Linked DNA regions of Mus musculus: region 2 is linked to region 1. A link is a loop called in an ENCODE intact Hi-C map of the cell type or tissue named here. Cell type or tissue: left cerebral cortex. All regions are shown on one strand. Each heading gives the region's core, and the rest is flanking DNA. Links, peaks and the distances in the headings are about the cores only.

The links. A loop is a pair of places that touch in the nucleus more often than their neighbours do. Peaks named below come from ENCODE experiments on the same cell type or tissue, not always from the same donor. Only the 100,000 strongest peaks of a DNase experiment are listed, where the experiment ranks them.
Region 2: it touches region 1 in a loop (3-fold over the local background); 2 of 42 quality-filtered maps call a loop at or near these places.

What each region holds. Positions count from the first base shown.
Region 1 is chr11:76,038,366-76,046,021 of GRCm38, reverse strand. No RefSeq gene overlaps it. Among named protein-coding and RNA genes, the nearest start is that of Rflnb, 14 kb to the right of the region's middle. In left cerebral cortex, for the core only: no CTCF peak of the experiment used is centred there; DNase peaks (open chromatin) are centred at 443, 1,454 and 2,944; H3K27ac peaks cover 1,139 bases.
Region 2 is chr11:75,866,981-75,874,636 of GRCm38, reverse strand. All of the region lies in intron 4 of Rph3al (rabphilin 3A-like (without C2 domains)), which reads left to right. Among named protein-coding and RNA genes, the nearest start is that of Rph3al, 40 kb to the left of the region's middle. In left cerebral cortex, for the core only: a CTCF peak has its summit at 4,461; DNase peaks (open chromatin) are centred at 4,633 and 5,443.

The sequences.
Region 1 (7,656 bases), core at 424-5,423:
TCTCTGTCTCTGGAATTGGCCTGGGGGCCTGAGTGAGCCAAGTGGCTGGTGGCAGAGTGGGATATTGGCCTCTTTACCAATTCCCTGCAGTATTAGCACTTTTCCATGTAAATAACTGTTTCTGGGACTCAATCTGCTGTCTTCCATAACATGGCCAAGCTACCCCTGTTTTCTCCCATGTCTCTGTACTCTCCAGAAGAGAGATGCCCACTGAGTCTCTTGCCCATGGAGGAGACAGACTGTGTGAGTGCTGGTGTGCCCAGCCTGAGCAGCAGGGGTCTTGCCTGTGGTGGGCTCCTGAGCTGGTGTGGAGGCAGACCTAGAGCTGACTTAGAGGCGGGGTCTTTGTGGCACTCTCCCTGTTCACATGAACACATTGTCTAGCCCTGGATCCTGGGAAGGAGACTGTCTGCTGAGAGATACCGGGAATTTCCCTTGAAAGGGCTTTCTTGGCAGAAGCTGTGGGAAGGAAAAGAGTAAGTCTGACCGTCTGACTTCCCACTCGCTCAGATGCTTCAAGTCCAGAGTACTTTCCAGAGCCCTGAGACCTGGTGGCTGATGTAGTACCACAGCAGCACATCATGACTACTGCTGAGAAAAACCACCATGATACTGACCGTGCACACCAGGCTCAGAACCGGAAACAGCCCAGAGCACAGCCCAGCTCTTCTGCCTGTGCTGCCCACCACCAGCTCTTGAAATCCAGTTCTGCAGGGGAGTCACCCCACTTCCGGGAAACAGGCACCTTACCAGTGCAGACGTCACCCTGCTCTCGCTGCTCTTGAAACCAAGGCTCTGTTATGTGACCACAACTTCAGTGTGACCACCTTTATTGACAGCTTTCGTCCTGGTACTAAACGTGTTAGCTGTTAGAACAGAAAGATCTGGGCCCTAGACTTGATCCCAGATCCCAGACCCACTTCTTGAGCATGATCGCCACAGCAGGAAGGCTCGCCTGGTTATCTCCGGCTATCAGAGTGCTCAGCTCTGATCTGGGCCTCCTTCCTTTTCTCTCCTTTGTTCTCTTAACCCCTGGGCTACACACCAGCCCTAGAGCCTCATTTCTTCATCAGCACCTAGCCTGTTCTTGCTAGGAGGAATCACTCTCGTGTGTTAAGCATGTTTAAATTCTAATCAGAAAGAAAACAAGTAGCAAGGAAAAGATGTGTGGCCCTTGGTCAGGATGTATCACAACCCAGACAAGTGCAGAAGCTCACTGGGCCTTAGCTGGGGGCTGGGGGTCCCCTCTGTGCTGCCCTATTGGAAAGCAGGCATGTGGCTATCCCCAGACAGCACAGCCAAGTCAGCCACCTGCCACCCACCCTGGGGAGCTGAAGCCAGTGGGCTCCTCCCACCCCTGGCTACTGTGTACTGTGTGCTGTGCGCACACAGCTTATTAAACTTGTCTTTTTGGCTCATTCATGAGAGGCTGGTTTTCCAGCCAATCTCTATGGTGGTACTGAGCGGTCAAGCGGCTGTTTCTCCCAGTCAGTGGTCACAGCAGCGAAGTGACTGACTTGATGTATCACGCTGTCAGAAACCACGTAGGAGCCAGCAGATAGGTGTCAGTAGGAGTTATGTTAAATGTCTTCTTGATGAAGACTGAATCCAGCATGTTCTGTACAGCCTCTTCCTCACCTGGGGAATGCATTAGACTCCCTCGGGGCCCTCTGAGAAATGCAGATGTCTAGAGACTGAACTGTGAGTCTGCAGAGGAGCCTGCTGGGTCTATGCTTAGGAGCCACACAGGTGATTACAGTTGTCTGTCAGTATCCACAGGAGACTGCTTCCAGGACCACACACACCCCATGCAGATACTCTGTCTCTTCTATAAAATAGCACCGTGTGTGTAAACAATCCCAGCACATCCTTTAGTTGAATCTGAGTACCTCTGGACTATGTATAGTGCCTCATATAATGTAAATACTACATAAATAGTTGGGTTGCTGGGGTTGTTTTTGGTTTTTGATAGTGGTTTTGTTTTGTTTTAATACAGTCTCACAATGTGGTCCAGGCTGACCTTGAATTCATAACCCAAGCTGGATTCTCAGCTACAGGTGTGCACTTCCATACCTGGAAATAAATAGTTGTTAACACTGAGTGGCTTAGGGACTAGTCACAATTTAAAAACTAGTTTGTAGGCTCAGACAGGCCCAGTCCTCCCCACCTCCCAGACACTATTACTGCCTTTGGTTGAAACCACACTTGTGTGACCCACAGGTATAGAGGACCAACTGTAGAATGCTATCACCCCTTGCAGTGAAAAGAAAAGGACTTTATTGAAAGAGTCCTGTAGCCCATTTTCTCTGGCTATCTAACTTGAGGCTTCAGCCAGAAGCTTTGTCTATTATTGTTACTTCTACTTCAAAACATACATAGCTAGGCATATGGTACGTACCTTTAATTCTAATACTAAGGAGGCAGTGGAAGGCAGACCTCAGGAGTTAGAGGCCAGGCTGTGTAGTGGCTTCCAGACTAACCAGGGCTACATAGTAAGACCCTATAGCAGAAAAACAGAATGAACAACAGCAACAAAATTTAAGAGTTCTTTGCATATCTTCTGTTAGAGCAGATAGCTGGCTTAGAGATGTCAGGCTAGAGAAAGTTTCATTTAGACTATGCCTACAAAACAGGAGCCACAAAGAACCACTGGCCTCTCACAGAGCCTTGCAGGTTCAAAGCCTTGGGTTCATGTCTGTCACTGAAAAGAAAATTCTTTTCTGGCAGAACAAAGACTCAGCACCCAAGACTCTGCCCAGCACCCAGAAAGGTGCCCATTGTGCATACATCTCAAGTGGCTCTTAGAACAGAGAGCGCAGGTCCTGCCTGCTGCCTGCTGTGGGGGTGTTACTCAGGCCCATCCCCTTTGAGTTGCTATTGGAAGAGGAAGCCTGGCTCCCTGTTTACAGAAGGCTCAGGGAAGTGCCAGAAACACGCAGCTGGAAATGTCATTCCTCTCCCTAGGAAGCGAGGTCTCAAAATAACCAGTTTGCTTGAGGGGGAAGGCAAGTTCCACACTTCTTGTCTACTCCAAGTTGGATTCCCAAAAATAAAATAGTTCGGGCTGACTGCATCGGGCCATTTAAGTAGCCTTGGAAACAGGCTTGTGAAAAGCCAGCAGACATGAAGAGAACCATTACGTTTTACAAATGAAATAAAAATTTCCAGTCCCATCCTAACTGTCCGTCAAAAAAGCATGTTGAACCTGCAGAATTTTGCACCTTTGGGAGATGTAAATTTCTCTCAAAAAAAAGATCATTCTTTTGTGTAAGTGTCTTTCCTTTTGCCCATCTGGAATTAATTTCTTGGTGCATCTTGAAATACAAAAATACTTCAGTTAATTAAAGCATTACTGAATGTCATTTGCTAGAATGTCTTCTCTACTGCTGACAGAAAACAGAAGGGACCCTAGGAAGAGCCTCGAGCTTCCCTTCCAGCAGTGAGGCAGGTGGAGGGAACAGTCTAAAGAGAACGTGGCAGTCCTGAGCCATCGCTGGCCGTCCAACTGCAGTGGCACCCAGCGTCTGAATGTGTGTCAAGTGTTCTGCTTCTGGTTTGGATTCCACTTTGCACCGAGTTTCCATCCCTTGGCTTTCCCTCCCCTTCCTGTCCCAGTCTCAGCCCAGTTTCCCATGTGGCTGCCCAGAGATCCCTTGCCTATGCAGAGCAACTTAGTCCTGTCTCCTCCACAGCTGGGTGGGCATTCTGCAATGAGATCTTTTAGGGAATTCTGATGTTTCTTTCAACAGTGGAAAATCTGCTGCAGCACTTCCATTAGTCTGGCCTGAGATCTTTACTTACTTTCCATCCATCGTCACCAGCTCCTGCTTCCACAGGCCAGCCAGGGATGACTCTCTTGAGAAAAGAAGCACTTCCGATTACCCACCCTGGAGGGCTTCGTGTAGGATGATTTTCCTACCAGTCCTCCGCCTTCTCACCTACAAAGCCAGGCAAAGGGAGCACTGGTGAGCAGTGGCCTATGAAGAATGTGTCCACTGGAAACAAAAGCAGACCGGGATGGAAACTTCCACAGAATCCCTGCTCTGCAGGTCTGGTCCTAGCACTCTGACATTGGGCCAGACATTGATCCTCTGTGCCTTAGCTTGTAACATCTGTGAAAAAGGATTATAAATCTTTTCAGTAATCTTTGGAGGTTTTTGTTTTGTTTTGTTTTGTTTTAATGAGACAGATAGATCCAGGCTGGCCTTGATTTCGCTAATTAGCAAGGCTGGCCTTGAAGTCCTGTTCTTCCTGCTTCTGCCTCCCAAGTGCTAATATTGAAGGAGTATGTGCCACTAACCCCAGCTCTTCCCAGTGACCTGAGGCAGGAGGATTTCTGTGAGTTTGAAGCCAGCCTGGGCTACATAGTTCTAGACCAACTGGGTTGCAGAATGAGACCGTGCCTCTGAGACACAGAGTCAACGGGGCTGTACAGGTCGCACTGGACCAGGTGTGAGTCTGTCTCTCTGGGCCGAGGTAAATGAAAGCTTGTTATCATTCGCCACGGCTGAGTCTGTGGCTGGAAGGACTGACAGTAGGTGTGTAGCCTCAAGTGGCCAGTCTGCCTTCCCTGGGCTGACTTTAATCAGACAGCCAAGTAGAAATGTATCCTGCTTTCCTGACCCAGCTGCATTCACAGCCAACAGCACAAGGTCAGCTTTTACCTTTTTAGGTTATGATGGTGATACCCACCTGACTCAAGAGGTCTTGAAGCCTCCCATTCTGCACTCCTCTTGCCCTGGCAGCATCTACTTCCTCTAGCCATTAGTAATAAACCTACAGACATGGAAGAGAGCTTCCTCTCCTGGCGGTGTTGGCCAGGGTACCCACTTCAGAAAGCGGGACACATTTCCTTTGAATGCACTGCCAAAGGCCATCTTCCAAAACAGTGCTTTGTGTACAGTGTCTAGTCCGTGGCTCCTCTCTCCAGTTATTTTTACCTGAAAGCCTGTTGTTGTCTCCTGGGGTTTTGTGAGGTTTGGTTTTTGACCTATAGTAACCCCCAAATTATGGAGAGACAGGCAGTCCTAATTGGAAAAGCTGCAGTTGGCTCACAGAATGGAATCCATTAAATGCTTGACAAAGAATCTTAGTTGTTTTCCACCCCCACCCCCCAAGGCTGCCTAATTACCTGCGTTCAGGGGCAAAGTTCCTACCTAGCCTTGTGGGATGGTGACTCAGAGAATGTGGAGTGAAGAGAGTGATTATAAATTAAAATTTATGGGGGCAGGGTTTGGTAATGGACTCCTATAATCCTGGTACCGGGGAGGCTGAGGCAGGATGCTCAGGAGCCAGAAGCCGCTCTGTAGGGTTGGGGATATAGCTCCAGTAGAGTGCTTGCTGAGCACCTGCAGCGTCTGTGCCACTCACAACCATCTTACAGCACTACCAACCACAATGCCAAAGGCTCTTTACCAAAACAAACTGGGACAAACCCCAGTGTGAAATGCTCGGTCAGCTAAGACTGTTTCCCACTTAATCTGAGACCTCTTTCAACTTCTGCTTCATAATCAAATGGAATTTGCACAATTTCCACGCCTCCTTCTGTTTGGGACAATTTTTCAACAAGTCAGAAATTAAGACCAGCTTCTCAACAAACTCCCCCCCCCCCCCACCACCACCACCATTTCCAAGGCCAAGAAAAGTCTTTACAAAGGCGCCACGGCTTTCTAGAAGGAAGTGGTGGCAAGCAACTAGCTGCTCCTGCCTGCTTGGTTTGTGTTACGGTGCAAGGAAGCTGCACTCCGTGATGGCCATCAAAGGCAGCCACTGAGTAGCAAACAGGAGTGCAGCTCATACGTGGTGGTGCACGCCTTTAATCCCAGCACTCGGGAGGCAGAGGCAGGCAGATTTCTGAGTTCAAGGCCAGCCTGGTCTACAGAGTGAGTTCCAGGACAGCCAGGGCCACACAGAGAAACCCTGTCTCGAAAAAAAACAAAAACAAAAACAAAACAAAAAAAAAAACCCAAAACCAAAAAAACAAAGGGGAACAACCATTCACTGACATCTCTCCGCACAGACCCAGCCTCAGGGGAGTCTTAACTCTGTGTGTGTGTGTGTGTGTGTGTGTGTGTGTGTGTGTGTGTGTGATCCCCGGGAACTGGAGTTATTACTGATGGTTATGAGCCACACTGTGAGTGCTGGGAATCCATCCCCAGTTCTCTGGGAGAACAGCCAATGCTTGTTAACAGCTGAGCCATCTCTCCAGTCCTCTCTCCTCTTTTTGAAGTGAGTTTTTTACTCTACAGTCCAAGCTGATCTCAAACTGTGTCAATCCTCCTGTCTTGGCCTCCTAAGTGCTAGAATTGCAAACATTAGTCATACCTATTGTATGCTCTTTTAACTTTGAATTATATATTTTTCAAATTTATTTTAGTGTTTACACACACATGAGTAGAGCATTATGGAGGTCATAGGACAATTTTCAGGAGTTAATTTACTTCTAGTATGTGGGTCCTACTGATTAACTTGGGTTGTCAGGCTTGGCAGTTAGCACCAACTCTGAGTCATCTTGCCAGCTCTTGACCCAGGTATTGGCTCTGAGACTGGCACTCTTCACTGTCAAATAGGAATATAAGAGGGTGGCTTGGTCCTGGGCCCTAGCTGTCAGGGCCATCTGTGTCTTCCACTGTGAGAGAGGAAAGGTGGCAAATTCCAGATCAGACAGACGCATAACAAGACCTTCTCTTAAGCCTATTTATTAAGTAGGGTTAGATCCATTTTGTGTGTGGGACCAGGAAACCCAGAGAGAGTGTGACATGTCCAGGAAGAGGCAGAGCCAGGATCTCAACAAAGCCACCTTCTATCTTTCTAGATTTCATGCACTCCTCCATAGTTTTAAGTTTTATAAGCTATGAGGTCCTTGCTGTACAAAATAGCTGTGGAAATACTATTATTATTAATAGCATGTCTTGAGTTTAAATCTTTTCAAAGGAAATCAGAGAAGATGTTGAAACTCATATTTTAGGGTATGTGATACCCTGAGGCAGAAGGATGAAGGGATGCCCTCCACTGCCTAGAAAGATGGATAGCTCGGTGGTCCAGAGAAGTTGTTGCTCTTGCAGAGGACGACGGGGATTTGGTTCCCAGCACCCACTAATTCTAGTTCCAGAGGATCTGATGCCTTCTCTGGCCTCCTTGGGCTCCAGGCATGTTAGGCCACCCTGGACTACAGAGTGAGTTACTGACACTGTTACTGTTCTTTACAAAGGCCAGATGTGGTGGCACATACCTTTAACTAGCACTTGGGAGGCAAAGGTAAGCAGATCTTTGTACATTCATGGCCAGCCAGGTCTATAGAGAGAATTCCAGGACAACCAGGGCTACATAACGAGTCTCAAAACAAGAATAAAAGAAAGGAAAACATACTTTGCACCTGAGGTCTTGAATGACCTCATAATTTACGTTTCAACCCAGCATCTAATTTACTGCTGCTTGCTTTGTTTTTGCAGACTTGAGAAATCTTGATTTGAAAAATTGAAAACAAGCTGAGTGTGGTGACACACCCTTTAAACAGCACTTGGGAGGCAGAGGCAAGCGGATCTCAGAATCTGGGCTACAGCCTGGGCTACAGAGTGAGTTCCAGGACAGCCAGGACTACACAGAGGAAAGGAAAGGAAAGGAAAGGAAAGGAAAGGAAAGGAAAGGAAAGGAAAG
Region 2 (7,656 bases), core at 1,357-6,356, 170 kb after region 1:
TGCATGGGAAGCCAAGAGTCCACCACCACCCAGGACCCTGCCTGCAGTGTAGATTACAGATCACAGTGGATTCCTAGGCCCAGAGAGATGGCCCAAGGGATGAGAGGGCTCTACACAGCTGGGACATGGCTTTCTAGACTTGACTATTGGTAGGGAAAAGACAGAAGCCACACTGAAAAAGCAGGGGAAAGTACAGGCCAAGTGGAAACGGATCTAAATGAAAGGTATTGTTAATGTATTATTAATGATCTATAAAGTTCAGCTAAACCCTAGTCAGTAAGCTGGCAGTCCCCAAAGGTGGCCACAGTGGTTACCTTATTCATTCTACGTAGATTTTTTTTTTATATATTATTATTTCCTAGTTGGTACTTCTAATCAGTTTCAACCATCACTTGAGGTTGTCCTGCCTCAGCCTCCCAGGCACTTGGGTTTTGCATGTAACTAACTGGCTGTATAGCCCAGCCACCCCTCCCAGGTCTCCAGTCCCCCGTGCTCTGGCAAGCTGGTCTCCATGATAACAAGTGGACAGACTCTGAAGAGTGTGAAGATGTAAAGAAACTAAAAAAGACCAGGCCCCTGTGTACTTAATGGCTTGTGGGATGCACTTAGGAAGGGAGGTAGAGGCATACAGTCCAAGGATGGACAGAGTGTGGCAAGCTGAGTGTGGCTGTCCCATGCATAGGAAGAGGAAACGGGATGAGATTCAGTGTATGTTGTGAAGTAGTCTCCAAGCTGGACAGGAGAAGGCTGCTGCAAGCAGTACGGTCATTCTGCTTCAAAAGCCGGTTGAAGCTTTACTGTATTTGGCAATTAAAGCTTTTATCTGGCAGAACTGGGGGACGGCTCAGTGGCTAATAAGATTGCCGCACAAGCCCGAGGGCCCAAGTTCAGATCCCTAGCATACATGTGAGAAGCTTGGCATGTTGCTGCCTTAGCTCCAGTGCTGGGGCAGGGAAAGAGGATTCCTAGAGCTCACGGGTCAGCTGGCTTGGCAGTCAGTGAGCTCCAGGTTCAAGGAGAGACTCTGTTTTTAAAAAACAAGGTGGAGAGAGGAGGGGAGAGCATCTCAGAGGAGAAGAAGCAAGGTGGCTGAGGACATGTACCCACATGGCGTTTTCCAGAGACAAGTAGCTATGATTTCACAAGGTTAGAAGTATTGGGATAAAGCTTCTATCATTATCAATTGGCTCTGAAATTATTGCATTGGCATCTTGTAAATTGTGCTATTATAGATACATAAATCTGGTTGGTTAATTAAAACAAGAAAAAATGGTGGAGAACAATAGATGAAGACACCTAATGTTGACCTCTGACCTCTTTGTGCATTCATAGTCTCACACACATGCATACACACACACACACCTACACACACGTGCATTAGCACTTTCGTATTTGGATATCTGACCCAGGAAGGAGTCTCTGTTAACATGTTTGGTTCCTGCCTTATGCCCACCACTTCTTTCAACTCATGTTTCCCTCCATCCTGGAAAACCTTAAAGCTTTTCACCCATGATACTGATTTTTCTTTTTAATATCTGATTTAAGTACTTTGCTAGTTTTTATATCAATACAAGTGCATGAACAGCCAAAAGGGAAAGAGTCTTGAGGCTGGAGATGTAGCTCAAGTGGTAGACACTTAATAACAGCCCATTCCAAGCCCTGGGTTCAATGCCCACACTGCAAACAAATATACATGCATGCATGCATACATACATACATACATACATACATGGATACACACATTAAAATAGAGATACACTAGGGCTGGAAAGATGGCTCATTGGTTACGAGTGTGTGGGGGGGCTACTTTTGCAGAGAACCCAAGTTCAATTCCCAGAACCCAGGATGGACAGTTCAAAATCATTTTTATTTAATGTGCATTCGTGTTTTGCCTGGATGTACGTCTGTGCAAGAATGTCAGATCTTTGAGTTACAGTTGTGAGCTGCCATTTGGGTGCTGGGAGTTGACCCCAGGTCCTCTGGAAGAGCAGGCAGTGCTCTTAACTGCCGAGCATCTCTGCATCCCAATTCACAACCTTTTGTAACCCAGGCTCCTGGGGTTCTGACATCTCTAGCATTTGCAGGCACTTGTGCTGTGTGTGCACACCCGTACTCAATGCATAGTTCAAGATATAAACAATTCTGGGAATCTTGACATCTACGCAGGAAGATGGTCACAACGGCATGCACCCATACCATAGCCACTGAGGCGCTTAAGTCTGGAAGCTAAAGTCTTTCCTGAGCATAGCAAGACTCCATGTCAAAAACAATTTCTACAGCCATGTGTGCCTGAAGGGTCATAATAGAACTGATAGGAACTAGCCAGTACCCAAGTCAAGCGTGTGGTCAGGACACATCTGCCTTTGAGTGCAGCGTCCTGCCTTCATTTTCTGAGCTGGCTGCTCTAATGTTGTGATTCTGAAACTGAGCATGTCAATGCATGCATATGCATTTGTCCTGCCTGTCTCTATTTCCTGCTGTGGACCCTCTCCCCTGCAATCTCCCTCTAGTCCTTTTTCTCCCATTGGTGATTTCAGGGTCTCTGTTCCTTTGCTGTTAGGAACGATCCTCCACTAGCCACTCAGTTATCCCTGGGAACAGAGAAGAGAGTTTCTCTTAGGCCATAATACATGCTCATCTTTGACTTCATGTGACTCCCAGTTATATGTCAGAGAAGCCAACTGATGCTCTTATGAGCATTAGGCACAGGTCCCCCTCCAGCCACTCAGCTGTCACTCTCCTGGCTCCTGGCTCCTGGCTCCTGGCTCCTGCCTCCAGTGCAGGCTCAGCTGCTGCTATTTCCTCCCATTTTCATTTCTTCCCTTTCTGCCCAGGTCTACAGCCTTCCTTTTGGGTTACTATTTGTTTGCCTCTAATTTTCAATCCTCCTGCCTCAAAACACTCAATCTGTTCTCCAGGCTCTGTTTCCTAGACCAGCATTCATCTTTTCAAGACGCTGAATGACTCTCCATTTCCCTCTGAACCTGGCAAGCACATTCATGCAGTTCCCATGTGTCCTGTGAGTTGGTGTCTCTAGAGTTGTCCCTACCCTGTCCGCGTCTATGTCAGTTTTCCCAGGTTCAAGGTTCCCCTGGTCGTTAGTCTTCTGATGCATGGAGCCCAGTAGACCAAGGCTGACCTGGAAACAGTAGGAAAACTTCTCACATCCCCTTCTCTGCTAGGAACTTTTACCTGTGTCATTCTACGTCTCAGAAGCAGCGCCTGTGATTCTCTGTGGCCATTAGAAAGGGGTCAGGCCCCAAGGACATTAGCCCCTCTTTGTGCCATCTCCTCTGCACCCCCGGCTCTGCTCCCCTGGGTGGGAGCCCGACTGAGGTAAATCCCAGATGCAATTTACATTGCCAGCCCGGCTGTGTCTGGGAATCTCATCTCTTGAGGATGGTAGCAGGGATGAAAGACAAAGGATGGCTCTGTGTGCCACAGACCACTCTGCTAGGCCAGGCCTGAGTGTGACATCACACACTTAATCCCCTCCATCACATGCTAGGCAGGCAGGCCTGGCTACAGCCTCATCCCTGCTTGCAGTCTTTAGTTCCACCTCTCACAGGTCTCCACCGGTATGTCACTTGGGGTTGGAGGAGACCCCCCTGGAGGCTCTAAACTTGGCACTAAAGGTAGCAAACTGAAAATTAATGTACTGTGTAGCCTTTCTTCCCCATCTATTAAAAAGCAAAAGCAAAAAAAAATCAAAAGCCATGATTCACCCAAAGCTGTCCTGCAATCAGTGGAAAGGTTAATTAGAATCTAGATCCCCCTGCATTCTTGAAACCATTCCCCCAGCCTCTAACAGGTAGAAGCTAAAGCTGCAGGCTTTGTTATCCAAGGGGATGAGCTAAGAAGGGGTGAACAGCAATTTGTAAGTAATTGAAAGCTGATTAATACAATTAGAGCGCTCTTCTTTACCCTGGCAGTCTCCTGTGCTTTCACACACACAATCCTGATTAGACCCAGGCAGAGCCTGCACCCGCTGACAGTACTGCGGCTTCCCGCAGCAGTTTGCACAGAAAGGTGTTTAAGTAATGCTTTTTGATCCAAAGGGGAATTGGCAAAGAGAAGTGCCTGCTCTGACCATTTCATAACCTCTTGCCCGCAACATGCCTCTGATCTGCTTCCCAGTCTTATCACTAGTGATCCTGACTAGGGGCCCATGGGCCCATGCCCACTGAAGCTGGGGTATACCCACTTCCCCTCACTCACTCTTCACAGAATAGGGAAAGTGAAGATAGGAAAGTGCCTTTTGTTTGAGCCCACCCAGACTGGAGGTGAGTGGTACTCTAATAGGGTCATACACTGGCAGAGCTGTCCCTCACCTGGGCTTCACAGGAGAGTCTGGGACAGCCCCCACCCCCTCCCCACCCCCCAATCCCCATCCAATTGCCTGTGACTGCTGAGCCCAGCACCTCAGCACCTGCCTCCCTGGCTGGCGGCCTGTGTCACTGCAGGCTGCCATCTGCCTCACCATGCTGAATGTCTCCATTGCTTGCAGTTTGGATTCTTGCTGCAAACAGCTTTGCCTGAGGGCCCCTTTCACAGGCCCGTGAGCGCACTGAGGAGTGGGTGGCTTTGCAGGGACAGGTGGCTGCCTGAGTACCCTACCATCTGTCCCTGGCTTGCTCTCAGCTGCTGTAGCAACATTCCTGGGGGACCTGGGTGGCCACACTTCCTCAGTGTGTTGTTGGTCACCTCCCACGCTGCCGCAGCTCTGTCAAACAGCCCCCGGTCGCAGCTATCTCCTGGCCTCCCACACAGGCACAAGTGGCAGCAGGAGGAGGCTCCTGGCACCCACCAGGTCCCAGAGCAGTTTGCCTATCTGGACGCCCCCACCAGTAGCATCCTCGAAGACAGACTGACCCACTCCCACCTTCCTGTCACTTGTTTGAAGTGCCAGTCTGAGCCCCCGCATAGGAAGTTTTACCCTGAGATGCCAACAGATCCCAAAGAGAAGAACTTCACCACAACCCCAACATAGTCCTCTGTGGTAACTGTATATACACACACACACACACACCAGAAAGGCTAATAATGACAATAGATGTTGGTCACATCCATCTTCCTCACAGAAGCCCAGCAAGGGACTCAGGATTTTGTCCCCATGACAGAAGGAATAGCTGAGGCTCAAAGAAAGGTCACTTGCCCAAAGACCCCAAGGAGTGATTAATGGAGCCAGGAGTTAAAGCTAGCTGTGTCTTCTTCCAAAATGCACTCTAACAAGACTGCCTTGTAGCCATTCATTCATTCATTCATTCGCTCCTTCCTTCCTTCCTTCCTTGGGTATTTTCTATGTGCCTATACTGTTTCAGACTCTTAGAAAACAGTAATGAGCAAAGCATCCAAATGTCCCTTTCCTAAGCTCTCACTTAGCACAGGTGAGAAACTTACAGTACAGCGTGAGCAAGCTAGGAAGGAAGGAAGGCTGTCTTAGTCAGGGCTGCTATTGCTGTAATGATACACCATGACCAAGCAAGCTGACAGGAAAGGGTTTCTGTGGCTTACGCTTCCAAATCACTGTTCATCATCAAAGGAAGTCAGGACGGGAACTCAAGCAGGTCAGGAACCTGGAGGCAGGAGCTGATGCAGAGGCCATGGAGGGATGCTGCTTACTGGCTTGCTTCACGTGGCTTGTTAGCCTGCCATCTTATAGCTTACAGGACCTCCAGCCCAGGAATGGTACCACCCACAATGGGTTGGGCCCTCCCTCATCAATCACTAAGAAAATGCCCTACACGTTTGCCTAAAGTCTGATCTTTATGGAGGCATTTTCTCAGTTGAGACTCCCTCCTCTTTGATGACTCTAGCTTGTGTCAAGTTGACATAACCAGCTAGCACAAATGGCATCATCTGTTGGATACTGAAAAGGAAGCTAGCACAAGGTGGAGGGAGCAGAACTGAAGAGGATGTCACCATGTCACACTCATCAGGGTGGCTGTCCTAAAGCAAGCAGTGTCGTGGTAAACCTGGACCCAGTCCACTGTGCACTGCTGACAAAAATACAGAACAGTGGGGCTGCTGTAGAGGAGTGTGGCAGATTCTCGAGGTATTTCTGTAGAATTAGCCCATTATCTAGCATTCTAGATGGTGGATATTTGCAGCCGCTGATTTAGCTGAAATGTCAAGGGTTAAAAGCAGGGGCTCACACAGATACTGCACGCACATATGCCTGGCAGTAGCGTTCGCTGGGACTGAAGGAGAAGACCACCCAAGTGCCTTCAGGACAAGTGGCTAAGTGAAATGCACTATACACACCACTCACTTCATGTGGCCTCCCGAGGGACCGACATTGTCACACAGCCTACCACATGGATGAACCTTGAGGTTAGGTGCTGGGTGACAGAAACCCAGTCACACCAGGACAAACACTGGGGGATTGCTCTTAAGAGAGATAGCTAGAGCTATCCAAGGAGATGGGAGGGGAATGGCAGGTACTGGTGCTTGGGGGGGGGGGTGCTGAGGCGGGGAAGGGGGGGTTGATTCGCATGATATGGGGCGGAGCTTCAGTTTGGAAGGTGACTGGAGCCCCGTGGATGGAGGGTGGAGGCACAACAGTGTGCTTGCAGTTAACAGTGCTGAACTGTAAGGCTAAAACTGGTTACGGTTGTAGATTTTGTTACCACAGTTGAGAAATAACTGGGCAGGCCAGTGCATGTGCCATTTTACTTTTAATGTAGTCATATCCGTGACTACAAAAGCAACTCCCAAAAGTAAAGGGGGTCATTTTGTCTCACCATTTGAAGGTACGCTGTCCATCTTGGCATGGGGCGGGGGAGCAGGGGAGGGAGAAGGCAAGGCGGATAGAATTCAAGGTGGCTGGTCACGCTGTGTCTGTAGTCAAGAAGCGAAAGAATTCTGATGGCGCCCAGTATTTTTATCAACTTGGACAGTACTGCTTGCATTTAGGATGGGTCTTCCTTCTTCAGTTAAGCCTCCCTAGAGAACTCTTGTGGCTACATCCCCAGCCGCATCTCCTAGGGGACTCCAAATCCAGTTAAGGTGACAGGGAAGGCAAATGTCACTGGGTCCTTTCCAGAAGGCTGGGTTTCAGCATAGACTTGAGGCAGGTATAATGGGGAGGCTAAAGGGCATCTAAGCAAAGACCAGAATAACACAGTGGAAATCCTCAGTCGCATATCATGTCCAGAGACCTGAGGCTCCCGACCTTGTAGTGCTGGGGTCTTCTGAGGCAAATACTGGAGCATGGTCCCCAAAGCCTCAGCACTCAGTAGGTCAGCATCGTCCTTTCTGGAGGTGGGTCTCTGGCCCGCAAGTCTTCAATTAGTTGTGTCATTTACTGAGTGCTTTAAGTTATTAAGCCACCCTTAGGAATACACTCAGGAGCGGACATCACTGGGGACCCTATCATCTGTGAGATTTACCTTGACTACACCAGGGTACATGGTACCTACGTTCCCAGCTGGTGTGACTTCAGCCTGATGGTGCATCGCTTCTGGTCCCTCCCACTCTGTCTGTCAGGCCTGTGTGGTCGTGGTTTGGCTTTGTCATACCTGTACCTCTAGGGAGTGTCTGAATTTGGTCTCTCTCTTGCACTAATTTGAATAAAACGTGATCCAAGCTTCCAGCTTGTTTTTCAGATGCCAAATGCCACTGGCTGGCACAGTTGTGCCCCTCCTGCTGGCCAGC